Regions from separate parts of the Homo sapiens genome. Here regions 2, 3 and 4 are each linked to region 1. A link is a loop called in an ENCODE intact Hi-C map of the cell type or tissue named here. Cell type or tissue: heart right ventricle. All regions are shown on one strand. Each heading gives the region's core, and the rest is flanking DNA. Links, peaks and the distances in the headings are about the cores only. Region 1 holds the start of PIWIL3 (piwi like RNA-mediated gene silencing 3). Region 2 overlaps KIAA1671. Region 3 overlaps SGSM1 (small G protein signaling modulator 1). Region 4 overlaps SGSM1 (small G protein signaling modulator 1).

Region 1 (5,988 bases), core at 705-5,704:
ACTTGGGAGGCTGAGGCAGAAGAATCGCTTGAATCCTGGAGAGAGAGGTTGCAGTGAGTCGAGATTGTGCCACCGCACTCTGGCCTGGGCAACAACGGCAAAACTCTGTCTCAAAAATAATAATAATAATAATAATAAATACACCAATACTAATGATAGCTGATGAGCTAAAAGAAAAAAAAATCCCCAAAATATCTCATAATGTTTTAAGAAAGTTTACGAAATTCAAAGCCACATTCTAAGCTGTCCTGGGCCACATGAGACCTGTGGGGCTGTGGGTTGGACAAGCTTGGTTTAAAGGATAATGACAAAAAAAAGTGTTTGTATATGTTCAGTTGGTTGTTTGAATCCACAGATGCAGAACCCATGGATACAGAGAACCAACTGTATACTAACTGCTGCAGCTTGTTGAGCCACCCTGCTAAGCGCTTTATGTAGATCAAAGCATTTCATCGTAACAGCTTTGTGAAGGGGGCAGTGAAGCACAGAGGGATGAACCCGCTTACCCAAGGTCACACAGCTAGCAAGTATTGAAGGCAAGACTCAAACCCGTCAGTTTTCCATAGTAAAAGTGTCAGTATGACGACATCAACTGTCCCTGCCTGGACAGAGCCATAGGTTTTTCTGAAGTATGTCCTTCTTACTCTTTAGGCGTTAATATGACTGAGCAGCTCAGCTTCAAAATACATTTTTAACTATTTTTATTTTAATTTTTGTAGCCTTAGCCTTGAAATGTATTTGAAACCCTTTTTTTCACTCTCTTCCCCCCAGACACTCCTTGTACCATGGTAGCTTATCTAATTATGTGCCTTTTTAGAAATTCCAGGGGAGGCTAATTTGAAAATAAACCAAGCATGGCCAGGCACAGTGGCTCATGCCTGTAATCTCAGCACTTTGGGAAGCTGAGGCGGGTGGATCACCTGAGGTCAGGAGTTCGAGACCAGCCTGGCCGACATGGTGAAACCCCGTCTCTACTAAAAAAAAAAAAAAAAAAACAAAAATTAGCCGGGCATGGTGGCAGGCACCTGTAATACCAGCTACTAGGGAGGCTGAGGCAGGAGAATTGCTTGAACCCAAGGGGTGGAGGTTGCAGTGAGCCAAGATCGCACCACTGCATTCCAGCTTGGGTGATGGAGAGAGACTCCATCTCAAAAAAATAATAATAATAAATAAATAAAAAGAAAGAAAGAAAAATAAACCAAGCATGAAGACCCAGCTACAGAATTCTCCCCTACCTAGGGGGATGGTCTCGAGGAGGATAAGCTACACCTCAGCCAGACATGATGGCACCCACCTGTGCTCCAGGGGGACAATAACTCAAAATAGCCACCGGGAGAAGACACATAGACCCTGTACCCTTCACCACCCCTGCGTGCTCCCCATGCCAAGTTTCCCTTTTTAAACCCTTTCACTCAGCCCTAAAACTTAAAATGGTCTCTTGGAGGCATGAGCCTGGTCATTTCCTAGCTGCTAACATTTAAAGAAAGTTACTTTCCGGCCGGGCGCGGTGGCTGATGCCTGTAATCCCAACACTTTGGGAGGCTGAGGCGAGCGAATCATGAGGTCAGGAGATCGAGACCATCCTGGCTACCACGATGAAACCCCGTCTCTACTAAAAACACAAAAATAGAAAAAGAAAAAAAGTTAGCCAGGCATGGTGGCGGGCGCCTGTAGTCCCAGCTACTTGGGAGGCTGAGGCAGGAGAATGGCGTGAACCTGGGAGGAGGAGCTTTTGTGAGCCAAGATCACACCACTGCACTCCAGCCTGGGCGACAGTGCAAGACTCCATCTCAAAAAAAAAAAAAAAAAAGAAAGTTACTTTCCTTTCAGCACACTTCACTTCTTGCATTTTGGATCCTGACTGGTGAGCAGCCAGACTTGTGTTCAGTTACATTAAGATGGCCTTTCTTTTAGAAAATAATGGAGACAGTGGATGTGTGAGGTTTTCTTGTCCTTCATAACCAACATTTCAAAAGTTGCTATTCTATAATTTTTTATTTCCAATTTTCAGGCCCAAAAGATTCAGGATTGAAGACTATTTCTCTCTCTTGCCCTCTTTTTTTTTTGGAGACAGAGTCTTGCCCTGTCGCCCAGGCTGGAGTGCAATGGCATGATTTTGGCTCACTGCAACCTCCACCTCCCCGGTTCAAGCAATTCTCCTTCCTCATGCCCGGCTAATTTTTGTATCGTTAGTAGAGACGGGGTTTCACCATGTTGGCCAGGCTGGTCTCTTACTCCTGACCTCGTGATCCACCTGCATTGGCCTCCCAAAGTGCTGGGATTACAGGCGTTGAGTCACTGTGCCCGGCCTATTTCTCTTAATGAACAAGCTATAGTGCTCAGTTGGCCAACAGAACTGTGTTGGTAGCCTACTCTTACTGGAATACATTCGATAACACAGTGTATATCATAAATGCACCAAACAGTAAGAATTATTATCATATCAAAAGCAGCAATTACAAAAGAAGCAGTGTTAAATTTTAAACAGAATGAAAGATTAAACCCTTAGATTTGATAATCATATTAATAAAGAGAAGTAAATCTTATCAATATAAGTATTAAGTACTAAGTAGTTGTATATTTCACAATGTAAGTAAATCTTATATTGAAGGAATAAAGTCTGCATAATAGGAGCTCATTAAATAGCAACTTCTATGAGCAACAGGACAATATTATGTCCCTGGCATTTGGACTTAGACAAAAACCTTTGTGGAATCATAGCCTGTCCAGGTATGTGCTGTGTGACCCTGAGCAGGTGATATCATCTCTCTGAGACCCTGTTTCCTAGTATGTTGGGTATTGAAAACTTATGTCACAGGGGCCTGTGGGGGTTACAGGAGCCAATCTGTGCAAAGAGCTCAGCAGGTGCTGAGTGCTCAGCAAGTTACAGCTACTGGAGTTAAAATCACTACCACAGTGGAGAAGAGCCCTGGCAAAGGCTGCAGTCTCCATTCTACCCACTGGGAAATCCGAACGGCTGACCAGCTCCCCTGTCTTTCCCAAACTAGGATCCCAGGAATTAGAAATGGTGGTGCTTAGGTGGGTGCACAGCAGCATCTAGTGGACTAGAAGGAGAACTGAAGAAGTGTCACAATGACATCGGGAAGAGAAAGTTTTAAGGCTGGGGAAAAGGTTGGCAGAGAAGTCAGGAAGGAGGCCTGCATGTGCCGGGTGTCCCCTGTGGGGAGATCAGATGAGGTACCTTAACAGTTATCTGGACCTCAAGCCCCCATGTGCTAGCTGAGGGCGTCCTTCTCCCTCCCCAGGCCTCCCTGGGTGCTGGGTCTCTGGGTCCTATGGGCTCAGGGGCCCATCTTTTTCAAGTTCTGCTCCACGTGTCTGTGTCCAGCTGAGGGCACTGACCCCACTGCCCCAGTCCCCAGGGCTTAGATGCCAGGACAGTAGAAAGCTGTGTGCCAGGGCATAACCAAGGTGTCCTCCACTGCTCTGGGCCACACATTGGCAGCTGGGCCCTGTGTCCCTCTGACACCGGATCCTAGGGTTTCTGGCTCTGCCATCTCTGCTGTGATGCTCCATTCCAACCATGTGGCTCAGCAGGGAGGGCATTACACACTGTCCCTTCCCCCTTTTCCATACTCCTGCCTTCCTGCATGCCCTGCACAGGAACCCTCTTCCCTTCTCCTTTTGCCAAAAGAATTCAGAAGATACCAACTTTCTCCTCTTTTCCTGTCTGCAGTGGAGGTCCCGGCAGGACCCCCTCCTGAGCTGTGAGGGTTAAATGGGAGAAGGTGTATTGAGCTTGAAGCACTGGCAGGTCCCACAACGAATGCTCAAAAAATGGAAGCCTCTGCCACCATCTGCATCATCCCCATCAACCACAGGAGCAAAGAGCCCGCCTTTTCTGAGAAGAGCATTTACATATTGATAGAAATTCCGCGGTTTTATTTATCATCACGTCAGTTTTAAGGATGTAAGTAGGTACACATATACATATGTATCTAAAATATATTAAGTTTTTAAAAGTAGGTTATTAAAGGATATGTACAAGACACTCTAGATTTTTTTTTTTTTTTTTTTTTTTTGAGATGGGAGTCTCACTCACTCTGTTGCCCAGGCTGGAGTACAGTGGTGCGATCTTGGCTCACTGCAACCTCCGCCTCCCAGGTTCAAGCAATCCTCCTGCCTCAGCCTCCCAAGTAGCTGGGACTACAGGCACCCGCCACTGCGCCCAGTTAATTTTGGTATTTTTCGTAGAGACGGGGTTTCACCATCTTGGCCAGGCTGGTCTTGAACTCCTGACCTCATGGTCCAGCCGCCTCAGCCTCCCAAAGTGCTGGGATTACAGGCATGAGCCACTGTGGCTGACCAAGATGCTCTAGATTTTTAAAATAAATATACATACTCCACATGCTCAAATATAAGCTGAATCTGTAACCCAGCAGCTTAGCAGCCTAACCTCAAACCGCATTTTAAAACTTTTTTTCCTTTCCCCTTTCCTCTCTTCTGCTAATCTGAAGATGTAACTTAGACAAAGTATAGACGTGTTTCCTCTCCTCTTGAAATCCAGCCTTGGAATGTGCTGTGAACCTCCACCCCCTTTCTTTTCCTGTTCTATGCCCCCATGCCTTATGCACATTTATTTACCTAGTTGTTTGGTAAGCACACACCATACTCACTTATCTGGTCACATATTTCCTTAGAAGCTTCAGTAGTCAGATCCTGATACGAACCATGCACCTCCTCCAGCCATGATGACGCCGGCCACTTCCACAGATGGAAAAATAATTCAGGACAAGCCACTGGAGGGGGTCACACCACCTGACACCTCCCAGTCCCCCTGCCTCTTTTGCCTTCCAAATCCTCCCTTTAAAAACCGCTTTGGCCGGGCGCGGTGGCTCACGCCTGTAATCCCAGCACTTTGGCAGGCTGAGGCGGGTAGATCATGAGGTCAGGAGATGGAGACCATCCTGGCTAACACAGTGAAACCCTATCTCTACTAAAAATACAAAAAATTAGCCGGGCGTGGTGGCGGGCACCTGTAGTCCCAGCTACTCGGGAGGCTGAGGCAGCAAAATGGCGTGAACCCGGGAGGCGGAGCTTGCAGTGAGCCGAGATCACGCCACTGCACTCCAGCCCGGGTGAAAGAGTGAGACTCTGTCTCAAAAAATAAACAAATAAATAAATATCTTAAAAAATAAAATAAAATAAATAAAAACCCCTGCGTTCATCCGAGCGCAGTGGCTCACGTCTGTAATCGCAGCACTTTGGGAGGTCAAGGCCGGAGGATCACGAGGTCAGGAGATGGAGACCATCCTGACTAACGCGGGGAAACCCCGTCTCTACTAAAAATACAAAAAATCAGCTGGGCATGGTGGCATGTGCCTGTAGTCCCAGCAACTCGGGAGGCTGAGGCAGGAGAATCGCTTGAACTCAGAAGGCGGAGGTTGCAGTGAGCTGAGATTGCGCCACTGCACTCCAGCCAGATTGGGCGACAGAGCAAGACACCGTCGCAAAAAACAAACAAAAAAAACCCCTGCGTTCTTTCCTCACGTGGAAGAGTGGAATTGCTCTCTGCTCTTGCCCTTGCTAGCATAGATTATAAAATTCTTTCTTTTTAAATCACATGTCATTATCATTTTGACTTCTTTCTACAAGCAGTGAGCAGCTGGGCCCTTTTGCTGGTTACAACATGAGTGACTGGGGCAAATACATCAATCAAGGTTTATCAAGCCAGATTTAGGTTGTTTCTGGGAAAAACACGAGCCAAACATGCACCTGTGGCTATTTTTCTGAAAAGGTTTTTCAGGAGATTTCCTATTTTTTTTAAGAAACTTTATTTTATTTTATTTTATTTATATCTCTATGTATTTATTGAGATGGAGTCTCGTTCTGTCGTCCAGGCTAGAGTGCAGTGATGTGATCTCTGCTCACTGCAGCCTTCGCCTCCCGGGTTCAGGCGATTCTCCTGACTCAGCCTCCTGAGTAGCTGGGATTACAGGTGCATGCCACCACACCAGGCTAATTTTT
Region 2 (5,988 bases), core at 594-5,593, 280 kb after region 1:
TGGGGAGGCCTAGGCAGGCGATTCGCCTGAGCTCAGGAGTTCGAGACCAGCCTGGGCAACATGGTGAAACCCTGTTTCTACTAAAATACAAAAAAAAAAAAAAAAAAAAGAAGAATTAGACTGGCGTGGTGTTGCGTGCCTGTAATCTCAGCTACTCAGGAAGCTGAGGGGCAGGAGAATCACTTGATCCCAGCTACTCAGGAGGCTGAGGCAGGAAAATCGCTTGAACTCGGGAGGCGGAGGTTTTAGTGAGCTGAGTTTTCGCCACTGCACTCCAGCGTGGGTAACAGAGTGAGACTCCATCTCAAAAAAAAAGAAGGTAGGTAAATAATTGCAGTGGGTTCTAATAGCTAATTTTCTTTTTTTTTCTTAAACAACAGAAATTTGCTTTCTCACAGATACACAGGCTAGAAGTCCAAGATGAAGGAGCTAGCAAGGCTGGCTTCTAATGAGGCTCCTCTCCGTGGCTGACAGCTGTGTCCTTCATTTGTCTTTGCGTAGCCTCTTCTGTGTATGCAGGGTGGGAGGTGGGTGATAGGTAGATGTCTCTGGTCTCTCTTCCTCTTCGTTTGCCAGTTTATTACAAAAGATAAGCTGTAGAAGCAGAGATGCGTAGGGTGAGGTATGGGGGAGGGAGTGCAGAGCTTCCATGCCCTCCCTGGGCACGCCACCCTCCAGGAACCTCCCTGTGTTCAGGTATCCGGAAGCTCCCTAATAGCTACTGTTTATTGAACATTTACTATATGCCAGGCATCATGTCATGTGCTTTAATTTAATTTGAATTTGTGTAAAGTCTCCCTGGAGGAGGGAGGGGGTGTCTCCACTTGGGGAGGGCTAGCTGAGAAGCAGGAGTTCGAGACCAAAGAGTCTGAGTTCTAAGTCTTGAAGGCTGAGCAGGTGTTTGCCAGGTAACTATGGTCTGGGGAACAGTGGTTTGCCCCTGATCGAGGGAACAGCATGGGCAGAGGTTTAGAGGCGTGAAATTGTGCTCTATACAACGGATGTCATCTGGGGTCCTTTAAACTTGACTTCCACGTGACCCTCCTGGACACCCGCAGTGTTTGGTTTTACACTGAGCTCAGACTTTCCCACATCTCTAACTGGTGAAACTGTGGCCCTTTGCTTCTGAGGCTGGTGCTGTGTCATCGTCATGCCAGCATCTTTGTACGCAGGATCTGCCAGGGCAAAGGTTGAGAGGTTTGAGAGCATTTGGACCTGATGACTTTGTTATTAAGACTGGAAAAAGGAGGGGAGGAACATTTGGATTCTGCTGACAGCAGTGGTAGTCCTTGTGAGTGTAATCAACTTGAAATAAGTGGGAACTTGTGAGGTGGCCCCCGCCCAAGAACATATCCTGGCTGCTAGTTAGAGATTCCCTCTAGATTTCAGTTGGTTGACAGCGAGTCCAAATGAGAAGGAAACAATCAAAATGAAAGACCACACAAGGACTGCTGAAAGTAACTCATCAAAGGTTGTGACTGAAAAAACAAGTTGTGGGCTGGGCGCCGTGGCTCATGCCTGTCATCCAGTGACTCAGGAAGCCAAGATAGGAGGATTGCTTGAGGCCAGGAGTTCCAGACCAGCCTGGGCTGAACATAGTGAGACCCCTGTCTCTAAAACAATGAATAAATAAAAATTTAAAAATTAGCCATGGTAGCTCATTGAGATATTTATTTTCATTTCCCTAATGACTAATGATTTTGAGTATCTGTTCATATGCCAAATGACCAGTTGTATATCTTTTTGGCAGAAATGTCCGTTCAAGTCCTTTGCCCATTTTTGAATCAGATTGTTTTTTCTTTGTTGTTGAGTTGTAGGAATACATACACACAAACATATATATAGATAGATATAGATAGATATAGATATAGATATAGATATAGATAGATATAGATACAGATACAGATATAGAGAGAGAGACAGGCAAACAGACAGACAGGATCTGGCTCTGTTGCCCAGGCTATAGTGCCGGTGGCATGATCTCGGCTCACTGCAACACCTCGTGAGTTCAAACCATCCTCCCACCTCAGCTTCCCAAGTACCTGGGACTACAGGCATGTGCCACCATGCCCAGCTAATTTTTTTTTTTTTTTTTGTATTTTTGGTAGAGACGGGGTTTTGCCATATTGCCCAGGTTGGTCTCGAACTCCTGAACTCAAGTGTTCCTCCCACCTTGGCCTCCCAAAGTGCCAGGATTACAGGCATGAGCCACCACGCCCAGTGGAATATTTTATATATATATTCTGGATATTAATCCCATATCAGATATTTGCAAATATTTTTTTCCCATTCTGTGGGCTGTCTTTTCATTCTCTTGATAATGTTCTTTGATGCACAAAATTTATAACTTTGATGAAGTTTGATGACGCCCAACTTTTTCTTTTGTTGCCTGGAAAAGGATTTTTAAAATTGAAGTGTGAGATGAATACAGAAAAGAGCTCATATCCTAAGCCAGATGGCCTGGGTTTAAATCCCAACTCTGCTACTTACCAGCTATGTGACTTTGAGTGGATTGACATCTCCGTGCCTCAGTTTCCCCATCTCTGAGACTGGGATTATAACAGAGCCTACTTGTTAGAAATGCGGTGAAGTGGCCGGGCGCAGTGGCTCACTCCTGTAATCCCAGCACTTTGGGAGACCGAGGCGGGGTGGATCATGAGGTCAGGAGATCAAGACCTGGTCAACATGGTGAAATGCCATCTGTACTAAAAATACAAAAATTAGCTGGGCATGGTGGCAGATGCCTGTAATCCCAGCTACTCGGGAGGCTGAGTCAGCAGAATCGCTTGAACCCGGGAGGTGGAGTTGCAGTGACCCAAGATCGGGCCACTGCACTCCAGCCTGGTGACAGAGTGAGACTCTGTCTCAAAAAAAAAAAAAAAAAAAAAAGGCAGTGAAGTGAGATGAGCTCCTATGCACAAGGTGCGATGAACAGTGCCTGACACCTGGTAGGTGCTTTGTAAGTGTTGGCTATTGTTGCTGTGACTATGTTAGACACTGAGTTTCTATGTGGCAGACGCTGTGCTAAGCACTGTGCAAACACCATCCCATTATCCGTCTTCATACTCCCCACGTTCTACATGAAGTTCCATTTCCTGGCACTTTTCCCCTAAGTGACTTCACTATATTCTGAAGTGCCAAGAGGATGCCCATTTAAGAGATTCTGAACCTGAGGCTCAGAGAGGGGAGGTGACTGGCCCCGCAACATGCAGTGAAGAAACAATGATGGCTGGATTGAATCCAGACCTGTGGACTTAGCCCTTGCAACTTGGGAGGAGAAAGGGTGTCTCTAGTGGGGCAGGATCCCCAGGTGGAAGAAGGATGGCTGGCTTCGGTTTCAGCAGTGCCACCTGGAGCTCCGGGGCTCTGTGGGCTCCCAGGGACCAAGGCCACGCAGGGCCCCCAGCTGGATGCCGACCGGCCCGCAGGAGAGAGATGAGTGAATGACAGGGACACCTGTTCCTTGCAAAGCCTCCCTTGTGGAGTAGGCCAGCATCCTGGCGTGCGCGCGTCCCCTGGTGGAACAGCGTGGGATTGCGGGCTCTAGAGGCTCCCCTCACTGTTGGAAGGAGACCCAGGAGAGTGAACCTTTTCCACCTGTTAGCCCATTAGCTCACAACGCACTGCCGCCATCTCACAGATCAGGAAAACGGAGGCCCAAAAGGGTAACGTCACATGTCCAGTGCGCTCTGCTGGGCATTTTTTTTTTTTTTTTTTTTAGACAAGGTCTCACTCTGTTGCCCAGGCAGAAGTGCAGTGGCACAATCATGGCTCACAGCAGCTTGGACCTGGGCTCAAGCGATCCTTCTGCCTCGGCCTCCCAAGTACCTAGGACCACAGGCATGCGCCAGCATGCTGGCTAATTTTTGTATTTTTTGTAGAGACAGGGTTTCGCCATGTTGCCCAGGCTGGTCTTAAACTCCTGGGCTTGAGCTATTCACCCTCCTGGGTCTCCCAAAGTGCTGGTATTACAGGCATGAGGTACCGCACCCAGCCTCATCCCTCCTTTGAATAGAATCCATCCTAGCACCCTGTGGCAGACATGAGTTATGGAAAAAGCAAGTTTAAGACTTCAGGGTGTGATGAAGGATCCAGATTCCAGATGCAGCCCCACCAGTTGGAACCTAGATTTCTTCTTCTGGAAATGGAAATAACTCACTCAGGGAGATTTTCAAAACTTAGATACCCAGGTCACATCCCAGAAATTAAATCTAAATGCATGGGGGCAGGGCCTGGGCATCAGTGTTTTTTAAATAGACTTGACTTTTTAGAACAGTTTTAGATTTACAGGAAAATTGGAATGATGGTACAGAGAGTCCCCATACACCCACACCCAGTTTCCAACTGTCATCACCACCTTGCCTTAGCATGGTATGTTCATTACCATCAATGAGCCAATACTGATACATTCCTATTAAATAAAGTTCATAGTTTATTCCGATTTTCTCAGTTTTAATGTTACGTCCCATCCAGGATGTAGTATCAGACTTTTCTTTGTTTTTCATGAGCCTGGCAATCTTGAATAGTCTTGGTCAGGTATTTTTAGGATTCCCCCCTATTGTCTGGGTGTCAGTATTTTTTAGAGATCCCCGGGGGATACGGCACTGTTCGGAAACTGCTGCTCTAGGGCCTTGTGTGTGTGTCTGGGTGGGGATGAGTTGTTTATATAAAAACGAGTTAGCCTAAAGAGTAGAAGAGGAGAAGTAATTTCCATGGTCCGGTGATCTGTTGTTATAATGAACCATCACAGAACTTAGGGGTGTAACAGGGTCATGGATTCCGCAGGTCAAGAAGCCAAGCAGGGCTCTGTGGGTACAGCTCTTCTCTGCTGGGAGCCCTGAACAGCTGGGGCAGGAATCATCTGGAAGCCTCATCACTTACGTCTGGTGCCCGGGCTGGGATGACTCGAAGGCTGGGCTCCTGGGACTGATGACCAGAGCACCTGAGTGAGGCCTCTTCTCAGGACCTCTCTAAACTCAGATGTCACCCCTGGGCAAGGCCTTCCCTGACACCACCTCTGCATAAGGCCCGGGCCCCCATTATTCCCTCACAGCACCCCCATTATCATGTGCAGTGTCCTTCTGATATCTGCCTCCCTCATCAGGGTGGAGGCTGTTTGCTGACTTCTTATCCCTCCCCCACCAAACAAGAATTGCAGGACTGTAGGGCTCTTGAAGCTCTTGTTCACTTTTGTGTTTTCAGTGCAGAGTTGAAGCTAGGTGAATATTTTTTAAGTGAGGGGCCAGGCATGGTGGCTCATGCCTGTAATCCCAGCACTTTGGGAGGCCAAGGTGGGAGGATCGCCTGAGGTCAGGAGTTCAAGATCAGCCTGGCCAACATGGTGAAACCCCGTTTCTACTAAAAATACAAAAATTAGCTGGGTGTAGTGGTGGGTGCCTGTAATCCCAGCTACTGTAATCTCAGCTACCTGGGAGGCTGAGGCAGGAGAATCACTTGAACCCAGGAGGCAGGGGTTGCAGTGAGCCAAGATCACACCACTGCACTCCAGCCCTGGCGACAGAGTGAGACTCCATCTCAAAAAAAAAAAAAAAAAAAATTGTTGAATGAAGGAGTGAGTGAGTTCACAGCCGAGGAAGGGAAACAGACACACAACAGACAGATGCACAACAAACTAACCCGACAGAGGAGGGAGTAATTGGCTCTTCCTTGGCCTGGTGGCAGGGGAACTAGAAAGACTCATCTTGCCCTGGATCCTGACAGGGGAGTAGTTTGGCCAGGCGGAGGGAGGGGCAGGAAGGGTAACCCAGGTACCAGTCTGCACAAGGCCGGGAGGCTGGACAGCTTGTGTGGCAACAGTACCTTGCTGCCCCTCCCATGTAGTTCCTGGGAGGGGACCCCTGCACTCTCAGGGTGCCCACTCATCACTGAGCAGAGAGAAGGGTTCAGAGGGAAAATGGAGAATTTAGTTGGGGGCAGAATTCTGAGGGCAAAGTCCCTTCCAAACTGCCTCAGAAATCCCTGATCTGG
Region 3 (5,988 bases), core at 584-5,583, 77 kb after region 1:
CAAAACAAAAACAAACAAAAAACCATGGTGATGAGACCAAAACTTCTCAATATTTCTCCTTGCACGTAGCATAACCTTGGTCAAGCTATGCCCCCTGAGAGCACTGGTTTGCTCTTTAGAGCTCTTACTTCATGAGTTTTGTCACAAGAATTAGGAAAGGTAAGTCTTAACAATTATCCGACACCCAGCAGATGCCTAATAAGGAGTACTTCTTATATAGTCACTTTTTCAATAAACATTGATTATGCACCTATACAAGTGTGAGCTCCCTGTCTCTGGGGTAAGACAGAAGGTAAGAAGATTGAGAGGGCTCTCCAAGGTTCCAGTGTCTGACAGAAGCTCTGGGACATGCTGGGTGCTGGAGTGCATGGGCAGGGCAGGGTCTGCTGACTGCCATGTCCCTGCAGCGGCTGTGGAGGCCTGCGTTCTGCACGGGCTTCGGCGGCGGGCGGCTGGCTTCCTACGCAGCAATAAGATTGCAGCCCTCTTTATGAAAGTGGGCAAGAACTTCCCGCCGGCTGAGGATCTGAGCCGCAAGGTGCAAGACCTGGAGCAGCTGATCGAGAGCGCGTGAGTGCAAAGCATGGGGCACAGGTGGGAGCAGCTCCCCCAATAGTCCACAGTCCTCCCTGGGTCCTGAGAGAGCCTGCAACCCCTAGCACTCTTTTCAGTCTCCATCCTGCTTCTCAAACCCACCAGACTCTTTCCCACCCCAGGGTCTTTGCACGTGCCTCACCCTCCACCAGACTCACCCATCTGATCGTCCATAGCTGCTTTCTTGTCATCATTCAGACCTATCGTTATCTCAGAAAATTCCAACTCTCACTCCATCTTCTCTTCCATATCACCCTGTTTATTTCCCTCCCCGTTGTTGTTGGTTGGCCATCTATAGTTATTCATGTCAGGTTTGTTTGTTTGTTGTCTGTCTATCTCACTTGATGCAGAACTTCATGAGAGCAGGCAACTAGATCTGTTTTCTCCCATTATGTCTCAAGCATCCGGGCCAGTGTCTAGCACCTGGTAGATGCCCAAGAAACAATTGTTGAGTGAGTGCCTGCTAGGACCCACGGCCTGTTCTAAATGCAAGGCAACCAAAGTTTGATAGAACCAATATGGCCTCTGTCTGCATGGACCAGACACGAGGGCCTCATATCAATAGGCATATTATAACACATTCAAATACACTGACTAGAAGTTAAAAAAAAAACTCTCATACTGAAGTAACCTTTGAATGGGGGAGGTGGCTTCCCTCCCTCATCTTGGTGACTGGTGGTATGTGTTGGGGGAGGCTCATGGACAGAATGTGTGCATGTGAGCACCTTCAGCCAGAGCCACTCCCTGGGAGGTCCTGTCTGCACAGCCAAACCCCCAGTCTACAGCCTGGTCAGGGAATGACAATTTGGTTTCAACTCCTGGCAACAAATTCGGTGCTGGTGGCTTCCCAGAGGAATGTGCTGTGATTCTGAAGCTGTGATTGGGCGTTCTGGGGAAAAGCACATGGATTGATTGGTCATGTCTGTCAAGGGCAAAGGCAGGGAAGACACAAGCATGTCCTATGTTTGCAGTCTCTGCTGTGGATGGTCACTCCACTTCACTGGATGAGAATGGCCCTTTCCTTGCATTTCAGGCCCTGCCTGCCCAGGGCTGCTGGCCAGAACGGTATGGTGGTCAGAGCTCAGGATTTGACTCTGTCAACTCCCATTTGGAATGACTTCTCAGCCAACTGTTCTTTGAATACCTTCCAGTCCATCTGCTAAGTTCCCAGGTGTTTGCAGATAACTTCTTAAAGGATTAGATTTGTCATGGGCCTTCCACAACACTGGGAGTGACCTCCTAGTGGAGGAGTTAGAGATGCCTGTGCAAGTGGTAAGGGAGAAGCATTTATTCATATATGCAATCACTCATTCATAAACATTTACTAAGCTTCCTCTATACGTCAGCCAGTGTGCTGGGCCCTGGAGATACAGAAATGAAGAGGGCCAATGCTTGCCACATGGTAGACTCTCAGTAAGTATTTTATTAAAAAAAAAAAAAAAATGAGTTGCGGCCAGGTGCGGTGGCTCATGCCTGTAGTCCCAGCACTTTGGGAGGCCAAGGTGGGCAGATCACCTGAGGTCAGGAGTTCAAGACCAGCCTGACCAACATGGAGAAACCCTGTCTCTACTAAAAATACAAAATTAGCTGGGCGTGGTGGTGCATGCCTGTAATCCCAGCTACTTGGGAGGCTGAGGCAGGAGAATCGCTTGAACCCAGGAGGCAGAGGTTGTGGTGAGCCGAATTGTGCCATTGCACTCCAGCCTGGGCAACAAGAGTGAAACTCCGTCTCAAAACAACAACAAAAAAAATGAGTTGCCGATTTCATATCCTCAAGATCAAAGCATGGAGGGGACGACAGAAAAGTGAGCAGGGAGCTCAGCTCCAGAGGCTGACAGAGTACAGACCAGCTTTGGTTGGTCCAGGAGGGCTTCCTGTAGGCAGGAGGCAATGCCCTCGCTGAGACTTACAGAGTGAGAGGGATCAGCCTGGGAATGGGTGGGGAGGGAACCCGGAAGAAGCGGCAGCCCAGGGAAAGGCTTCAGATGAGACTCTGGTGGCCTCAGGCATCTGCACGTATCTCTGTCTGGCTGGATCATGGAGTCATAAGCGTTAGTGGTAAGGAGATTGCTGGAGAGGTGAGTGGGACAAGGTCTTGGAGCTCTCTGCTGGTCTTGTTGAAGAGCTTGCTTCCCAAGGGCACTGGGGACCCAATGAAGGATCTATACTCCAAGACTCTTCTTGGCCCACCCTCCTTTCCAGGAGAGAGAGGTGGGGGGTATCAGTATGAGAATCTGGCTTGCCCTAGGAAAGTGTCTTGTTTAACCACATCTGCACACTCACTGGGTATTACTATTTTTTCAACTCCTGACCAGCTTGCTAGCGGCAATATGGGCTCTTCTTGTTTAGCTGCCATTCCTTCATTTTCCTGAGAGATTGAACATTCTCCCATTTGCCAATTAGTCCTGTGTAGATTTGCTCTTGTGAGTATCTATTCCCGTCTTTTATTGGTCTTGAAGGAGAAACCAGATTCAAGGCCTCCAGGAGAATGTGCGGAAGCTGCCGAAGCTGCCCAACTTGTCCCCACTTGCCATCAAGCATCTGTGGATTCGCACAGCCTTGTTTGAGAAGGTCCTGGACAAAATTGTGCATTACCTTGTGGAAAACAGCAGGTGAGAGGGAAAGACCTGACACCTGGCCATGCTCTGCCCCCACCTGCCGGCCGTTGTGGAAATTGCACCCCCTGGCACAAAGCTGCTTTCTTTTTCCCCTTGACAGCCACTAAATTTGAAAGTGATTAAATGCTTGGAAACTTGGGTAGATTCAAGAGCTTAATGGCAGTGCAAGGTCTTCGGATTTAGGGTGGAGTATAGGGATCCTGGGTTTCTTCCTTCTCCTGTGGATTACTCCATTCAATAACTGTGTGGCCCTAGAGAATCGCTTAGCCTCTCTGTGCCCGTTATCTCTTTTGGTAAATGGCATGGGGATTCCCGATACTCCAGAGAAGTGAGAAGGGAATTTGGTGAATATGCAGCATTTTGCAAATGCATGGTGAGGCTGGGCGCAATGGCTCACGCCTGTAATCCCAGCACTTTGGGAGGCCGAGGCAGGTGGATCACGAGGTCAGGAGATCAAGACCATCCTGACTAATGCGGTGAAACCCCGTCTCTACTAAAAATACAAAAACAAAATTAGCCGGGCGTGGTGGCAGGTGTCTGTAGCTCCAGCTACTCAGGAGGCTGAGGCAGGAGAATGGTGTGAACCCGGGAGGTAGAGCTTGCAGTGAGCTGAGATTGCGCCACTGCACTCCAGTCTGGGCAACAGAGCAAGACTCCATCTCAAAAAAAAAAAAAAAAAAAGAAAAAAAGAAAATGCATGGTGAGCCTTTTTAACGTTTTCTCCACTAGTTTAGATTAATCTGATGTGAAAGTTTTATAGTGTGAGCCCTCTTGGGTAACCATTCATCCATGCATTCATTCATCCAGCAAATATTTAAATGAGGACCTGCTGTGTACTGGCATTAACCTAGACGTCAGGGATATAGTGGTGATACCTTTCATGTCACAGAGCTTGTATATCATCGCAAGAGCAGTGAGGAGCCATGGAAGAATTTATCATCTGACACTCCTTGTGGCCAGCATGCCTCTCCAGCCCCCAAGAGGTGGCAGGAAGGGAGGGGGGGGTGGGGGGAGAGAGAGAGAGAGAGAGAGAGAGAGAGAGAGAGAAATATCTCAGAATCTCTCCATCTTTCAGAATATGAAAGTGCTGGCTTAACCACATCTTCACACAGTGGATGTTTTTATTATCATTCTTTGCCCCTTTGCAAGGAAAATATGCATGAAAGTGGAGAGAAAAGTCCCCCTTCTCATGAAGTTCACGTGCTTGTAAGGAAAACCAGCCAACAGTCATGCTGATAATACCTGATGGATGTTCCAAGGGGGCGTGGTGGCGTTGATAATTTTCTCCCAGTGGTCAGGGAAAGTGTCCTGGATGGCGCAACGGTTAAGCTTCCATTTGAAGAGCATGGAGGCATTAGCCAGGTGATGGGATGGGGAACAAAGTGTTTCTGGTGGAGGGAATAGCAGGTGCAGAGGCCTAGAGACAGGAAAGAAACTGCAAGAAATCCAAGCTCTGGATCTCCAGTTCCCTATTTACCTTCTAGTAATAACATGTCTCTGCCTCCTGCCCCATGAAGGTTTCTGGGCCTCTTTAATTATTGCCTTTGGCATATGACCTTGAGCATATGACCTGCTGATTAAGTTGGTCAAAGGGAATTAGTAATTTATTTGAGAAGCAATGTCAACCTGCTTTTTTTCCATTTCAACTTTTTATTTTTAATTTACATTTACATAGAAGTTGCAAAATTAGTACAGAGATTACTAATTGCCTAACCCCAATGATAACATTTTACATACCCATAGTGCAGTGATCAAAACCAGGAAATTGACATTGGTACAATACTATTAACTAACTGCAAAACTTTTTTGGATTTCATCAATTTTTATATTTACTGAATTTTTTTATACAGTTCTATGAAACTTTTAACGCATGTGTAGTTTCATATAACCCACATCACCATCAGGATACAGAATTATTCCGAAATAAACCTCATCACCCCAAAGAAACTCCCTTCAGCTACTTCTTACAGTCACACCTCGGTTCCAACTCTACCTGCTAATTTTTAAATTTATTTTTATTTTTGAGATGGAGTCTCACTCTGTTGCCCAGGTTGGAGTAGAATGGTGTAATCTTGACTCACTGCAACCTCTGCGTCCCGTGTTCAAGCGATTCTCATGCCTCAGCCTCCCAAGTAGCTGGTTTTACAGGCATGCACCACCACTCCTGGCTAATTTAGTATTTTTAGTAGAAACAGGGTTTCACCATATTGGGCAGACTGGTCTCGAACTCCTGGCCTCAGGTGATGCTCCCACCTTGGCCTCCCAAAGTGCTGGGATTACAAGCATGAGCCACTGTGCCTGGTCGTTTTTTATTTATTTTGAGACCCCTACTTGCTGATTTTTAAGGCAGCATGTTCAAAGTTTTTGATCGTATAATTCTGCTGATTTTTAGAAACTGGGTGATGGCAAAGTGAAAAGTGTTTTGATGTATTATCTTCAGATTTGACACCAAAATGTACAGCCTTGATATTGAATAAGTCCAGAGCATGTCAATTCTGGCTCATACGATATTCCAGTTGATGGAAGACTCTTGGGGGGTAAGATTACGATGATGTTGCCACCATTTTGTGAGAATTTCCTGATGTTGGGCTCTGTGCTGTGCTATGTAAGCAAGTTGTCATTTAATCCTTCCAACAATCCAGGCATTTGAGTTCTATACTTCCTCCCATTTTACAGCTGAGGACCAAAGCTCAGAGAGGGGTGTCACTTGCCCAGTGACACACAGCAAGGCAGGGAGAGGCAGAGCTGGGCTCCCACCCACTCTGTCTCACTCCAG
Region 4 (5,988 bases), core at 516-5,515, 62 kb after region 1:
CAAGTGCCGGGCACATATAGATAAGAGGGTTAGTGTTATTTTCAGAGATAGTCATTGGCTGAAGCTTCTAGAGGTGCAGTTAAGAGTGTGGGTTTAGCTTCCATTTCTGCCCACTATTTACTATATGACCTTGGGCATGTTACTTAATCTTTCCTTAATCTTTCTGCCCCTCGGTCTCATCATCTGAGAACTAGGTATGAAATAGAAACTGTCCTCACAGCACTGTGGAGAGGGCATAATGAGCGAATAATACAGATCAAACAAACCTAGATGCCATCTGTTAGCTGAGTCTGGCACACGAGAAGGGCTTGGTCAGAGGGAGAGATGATGAAGATGATGAGGATGATGAATATGATGGTCATGGTGGTGCCATCAGTGGATCTGTTACTTCACTAGGGCTGCCCTTACGGTACACAGAATGGGCAGCTTGAATGACATAAACTGATTTTCTCACAGCTCTGGAGATGGAAATCCAAGATCAAGGTAGCTGCAGGACTAGTTCCCTCTGAGCTCCATGAGGGAAGGATCAGATCCAAGCCTCCCTCCTTGGCTCATAGGTGGCCATCTTCTCCCTGATCTTCACATGATCTTCCCTTTGTAGCTGTGTCTAAATTTCCTCTTTTTTTTTTTTCAGACGGCGTTTCATTCTTGTTGCCCAGGCTGGAGACAGTGGCGCGATCTTGGCTCACTGCAACCTCTGCCTCCTGGGTTCAAGCGATTCTCCTGCCTCAGCCTCCCGAGTAGCTGGGATTACAGGCATCCACCACCACGCCCGGCTAATTTTTGTATTTTTAGTAGAGATGGGGTTTCACCATGTTGGCCAGGCTGGTCTGGAACTCCTGACCTCAAGTGATCTACCCTCCTCGGCCTCCCAAAGTGCTGGGATTACAGGAGTAAGCCACCATGCCTGGCCAATTTCCTCTTATAAGGACACTTATAATCATATTGGATTAGGACCCACCCTAATGACCTCATTTTAACTTAGTCACCTCTGTCAAGATCTAATCTCCAAAGACAGCACATTCTGAGATAGTAGTGTTAAGATTTCCACATGTGGGCCAGGCGCGGTGGCTCACACCTGTAATCCCAGCACTTTGGGAGGCTGAGGCAGGTGGATCACGAGGTCAAGAGATCGAGACCATCCTGGCCAACATGGTGAAACCCCATCTCTACTAAAAATACAAAAATCAGCTGGGCGTGGTGGCCAGTGCCTGTAGTCCCAGCTACTTGGGAGGCTGAGGCAGGAGAATCAGTTGAACCCGGGAGGTGGAGCTTGCAGTGAGTTGAGATTGTGCCACTGCACTCCAGCCTGGCGACAGAGCGAGACTCCGTCTCAAAAAAAAAAAAAAGATTTCCACATATGAAATGGAGGTGAAGGGAACACAGTTAAGCCCATAGCGATGGGGGAGGTGACATTTTGCATGATGAGATTCCCGAGGGTGGAAGAGGCACGACAAAGGAAAGGAATGGAGAATGAAGGCATGCTAGACAGTGGGAGGTAGGCACATCTTTGAGGCCAGAGGAATAAGTGGGGACACCCTGAAGGGTGGTGCTCACTTGAGGGCGTCTGCTAGTTGGTGACAGAGCTAGAACTTTCCAAGGTTGGCAGCTCCTCTTCCCACCCTCTCACCATGTGCTCTGGAGAAAGCTAGGGGTTTGCCACATGTCCTGAGCAAGCTCATGGCTTCCTTTTGTGGAGAGAACAGATGGGGCCCAGTAGCCTCTGCTCACTATGAGGGAGGACACAGGCAGGTGGCCGCGCTCCTGCATCAGAGCCTCTCTGGAGGTGACAGCAGATGGTTGCCTCCAAGGAACAGGATGTTGGCAGGATGGCTACAACCTTAAGAGAGGGCCAGCCACTGTGTATGGGAGTTGTCAGTCACGTCAGCACTGACCCTGAGAGCTGTCCCCGACTGCAGACCACCTAAGTAGGCCGTCTGGGCCATGACTCAGGATACAGGAGCAGTTTCCTTGGCTGGAGCTGCGAAGTAGACCAGCCTGCTGGAGCCAAACATTCTTGTGCAGGGTTGGCCCTCGGGCCAAATCCAGCCTTCCACTGGTTTTTGTGAATAAAGTTTTATTGGGACACAGCCATGCCCATTCATTTATGTATTATCTATGGCTGCTTTCATGCTACAAGGGCAGAGTTTAATAGTTGACATGGAGATCATATTACCCACAAAGCAGACATTATTTACTCTGTAGACCTTTACAGAAAAAGTTTGCCGGGTACATGGAATGGGCAGCTTGAACGACATAAACTGATTTTCTCACAGCTCTGGAGATAGGAATCAAAGATCAAGGTGTCTACAGGACCACTTCCTTCTGAACTCTGTGAGGGAAGGATCTGATCCAAGTCTCCCTCCTTGGCTTATAGGTGGCCATCTTCTCCCTGATCTTCACATGATCTTCACTTTGTATATACGTCTAAATTTCCTTTTTTTTTTTTTTTATTGTGACGGAGTTTCATTCTTGTTGCCCAGGCTGGTCCTCTGTTTTGGAGTCTGAAGTCTTAGATGTCAGGCCTGGCCCTGGATCTTCCTGGTTATGCTGATTTAGAGGAATGTCCCCTGCCCTCTGAGTCTCAATTGCCTCCTCTGCCAGCGGGGATTGTATTCGCGTGATGTTGTGAGGCAAGGTAGGCTGGAGAGAGCTTTGCAAACTGCGACTCACTCAAGACATACGTTATTCTCTGCGTTCAACCTGCCTATTGCCTCCTCCCCCTCCTTTCCTCCTAGGCAAAACTCTTTTCATACCTGCTCCATACTGCCCTTGGTGGTGATGTTTCCCCCTGCAAAGTTAATTTTGCTGTTTCTTCTTAACTTGATTTTTACCTGCATAAACATGCCTGATGCAGGGAGGTGGGATGCACAGACCAGATGTAACTTGTTCCAGGGCAGCGGGGGTGTCTCTGTCATCATTATTCAAATGCTACTGATTGTTGAGCACACACCGTGTACCAAGCCCTATGCTAAATGCTTTACCTGCGTCGCCTCATCTAAACCTCCCCATTCATTCAACAGATAGATATTGAGTGCATGCTCTGTGCCAGGCCCTCTGCTGGGTCTTGGGAGTAGAGCACCACCAGATGGCAGGATGAATTCCTGACCTCATAGAGCGTAGAGGCCATTACGTCAGAGAGTTAGGGAATAAGGTAAATAAGCAAAATCATGTAGCGTGGTGGACATGTGAAGGACTATGGAGAGAAAAAAGGCAGAAAAAGGGGTATGTTGGGTACCAAGTGGGGTGCAGGTTGGGGAGTTGCAATTTTAAATAGGATCGTCAGGGAAGGTGACATTTGAAGAAAGAGTTGAGATTGCTGGGAAAAGAGCATTCCAGGCAAAGGGAACAGGAATTGCAGAGGACATGAGATGGGCTCTGCCCACGGAGCTGGGCAAGCAGCAAGGAGGCCTGTGTGTGTAGAGCAGGTGTTGGGATGGGGGAGAGGGGCTTGGGAGGTCAGCAGAGGGGCCTCCTTGTGTGAGGTGGTGAGGACTTGGGTTGTCACTCTGGGTGAGACGGGAGCCATGGAAGAGTTCTGGGCAGAGGAGGGACGTGGTTTGATAGAACTTTTCTTTAACTGAAAAATATTCATTTATTTATACTATGTGAACATATACCATATGCACATTTTAAAATGGTAAAATATACATAATATAAAATGTGCCTTCTTAACCATTTTTAAGTGTACAATTCAGTCTTGAGTACATTTACATTCTTGTGTGCCAACCTCCAGATCTCTTTTCGAAAGATAAACTCTATACCCATTAAATAATGCCTCCCCATTTCTCCTCTCCCCAGCCCCTGGCAACCACCATTCTCCTTTCTTTCTCTTTAAATTTGACTACTCTAAGTACCTCTTATAAGTGGAATCATGCAGCATTTGTTATTTTGCGTCTAGATTATTTCACTTAGCACAGCGTCCTCAAGGTTCATTCGTATTTTGGCATGTGTCAGAATTTCCTTCCTTTTTAAGGCTGGATAGTATTCCATTGTGTGTGTAGACCACATTTTGTCTATCCATTCAGCCATCGAAGGACACTTGGGTTGTTTCCACCTTTTGGCTACTGTGAATAATAGTGCTGTGAACATGGGTATACAAATATGACTTTGAGACTCTGCCTTCAGTTCTTTTGGGTGTATGCCCAGAAGTGGAATGACTGGATGATATGCTAATTGTATGGTTAATCTTTTGAAGAACCACCATACTGTCTACCATAGCAGCTGCACCATTTCACCTTCTGATCATTGCACAAGGGTTCCAGTTTCTCCACATCCCCACCAACACTTACTTTCTGTTTTTTCATAGCAGCCATCCTAATAGGTGTGAGTGGTATCTCATTGTGGTTTTGATTTGCATTTCCCATTGAACATCTTTCCATGTGCTTGTTCGTCATTTGCACATCTTCTTCAGAGAAATGCCTATTCAAGTCCTTTGTCCATTTTTGAATTCAGTTGTTTGTTGTTGAGTTGCAGTTCTCCATATATTCTGGACATTAACCCTTTATCACATAGATGATTTGCAGATATTTTCTTCTATTTCACGGGTTGCCGTTTTCACTGTTTATTTTGTTCTTTGATCCACAAAAAGTTTTAACTTTGCTGTCCAGTTTACCTATTTTTAATTTTGTTGCTCATGCATTTGGTGTCATATCCAAGAAATCATTGTCAAATCCAATGTTGTAGGGACCAGCCCCACAGGGTCGGTGGGTCTCTCCCTGTGTGCGGCAACAAGAGAGTGTAGAAATAAAGACACAAGACAAAGAGACAAGAGAAAAGGCAGCTGGGCCCGGGGGACCACTACCACCAATGCACGGAGACCGGTAGTGGCCCCAAATGTCTGGCTGCACTGTTATTTATTGGATACAAGGCAGAAGGGGCAGGGTAAAGAATGTGAGTCACCTCCAATGATAGGTAAGGTCACGTGGGTCACATGTCCACTGGACAGGGGGCCCTTCCCTGCCTGGCAGCTGAGGCAGAGAGAGAGAGGAGACAGAGAGAAAGACAGCTTATGCCATTATTTCTGCATATCAGGGACTATTAGTATTTTCACTAATTTACTACTGCTATCTAGAAGGCAGAGCCAGGTGTACAGGATGAAACATGAAGGCAGACTAGGAGTGTGACCACTGAAGCACAGCATCACAGGGAGACGGTTAGGCCTCCAGATAACTGCGGGCGAGCCTGACTGATGTCAGGCCCTCCACAAGAGGTGGAGGAGCAGAGTCTTCTCTAAACTCCCCCGGGGAAAGGGAGACCCCCCCCCCCCCTTTCCCAGTCTGCTAAGTAGCGGGTGTTGTTCCTTGACACCTTTTGCTACCGCTGGACCACGATCCGCCTGGTAACGGGCGTCTTCCCAGATGCTGGCATCACTGCTAGACCAAGGAGCCCTCTGGTGGCCCTGTCCGGGCATAACTGAAGGCTTGCACTCTTGTCTAATGGTCACACCTCACTATGTCCCCTCAGCTCCTATCTCTGTATGGCCTGGTTTTTCCTAGGCTATGATTATAGAGTGAGGATTATCATAATATTGGAATAAAAAGTAACTGCTACAAACTAATGATTAATGATATTCATATATAATCATATCTAAGATCTATATCTGGTATAACTATTCTTGTTTTATATTTTATTATACTGGAACAGCTCGTGTCCTCTGTCTCTTGCCTCGGTGCCTGGGTGGCTTGCCACCCACACAATGTCATGAAGCTTTCTCCGTTTTCTTGTATGATTTTTATAGTTTTAGCTTGTGTTGAAGTCTTTGGTCCATTTTACTTTAATTTCTGTATGTGGTATAAGGTAAGGGTCCAATTTTATTCTTTTGTATGTAGCTATCCAGTTTTCCCAACACCATTTGTTTTAAAGACTATCCTTTTGTTACCAAAACACCAGGGATTTGGTCTAGGTCCTGCTGATCACTGCACAGAAAGCCGATCACTGAGATGACAAGTATTGCCAAGGAAGAAGGGTTTAATTGGGTGCTGCAGC

Evidence for each region. Hi-C counts contacts between places; a loop is a spot of excess contacts. Peaks named below come from ENCODE experiments on the same cell type or tissue, not always from the same donor. Only the 100,000 strongest peaks of a DNase experiment are listed, where the experiment ranks them.
Region 2: a loop joins it to region 1, with 10 times the contacts of the local background. A loop is called at or near these places in 44 of 110 quality-filtered maps.
Region 3: it touches region 1 in a loop (4-fold over the local background); 88 of 110 quality-filtered maps call a loop at or near these places.
Region 4: it touches region 1 in a loop (2.4-fold over the local background); 51 of 110 quality-filtered maps call a loop at or near these places.

Annotation. Positions count from the first base shown.
Region 1 is chr22:24,769,685-24,775,672 of GRCh38, forward strand. It overlaps PIWIL3 (piwi like RNA-mediated gene silencing 3), which reads right to left and starts at 5,036. Exons shown (of 21, transcript NM_001255975.1): 1 at 4,638-5,036. In heart right ventricle, for the core only: a CTCF peak has its summit at 3,079; a DNase peak (open chromatin) is centred at 2,947; H3K27me3 peaks cover 775 bases.
Region 2 is chr22:25,053,945-25,059,932 of GRCh38, forward strand. All of the region lies in intron 6 of KIAA1671, which reads left to right. Among named protein-coding and RNA genes, the nearest start is that of KIAA1671-AS1, 56 kb to the right of the region's middle. In heart right ventricle, for the core only: CTCF peaks have their summits at 3,520 (motif pointing left) and 3,720; a DNase peak (open chromatin) is centred at 3,517.
Region 3 is chr22:24,847,227-24,853,214 of GRCh38, forward strand. It overlaps SGSM1 (small G protein signaling modulator 1), which reads left to right. Exons shown (of 25, transcript NM_001098497.3): 4 at 408-570; 5 at 3,054-3,206. Among named protein-coding and RNA genes, the nearest start is that of SGSM1, 44 kb to the left of the region's middle. In heart right ventricle, for the core only: CTCF peaks have their summits at 3,260 (motif pointing left) and 3,461; a DNase peak (open chromatin) is centred at 3,235.
Region 4 is chr22:24,832,322-24,838,309 of GRCh38, forward strand. All of the region lies in intron 2 of SGSM1 (small G protein signaling modulator 1), which reads left to right. Among named protein-coding and RNA genes, the nearest start is that of SGSM1, 29 kb to the left of the region's middle. In heart right ventricle, for the core only: a CTCF peak has its summit at 3,061 (motif pointing right); no DNase peak of the experiment used is centred there.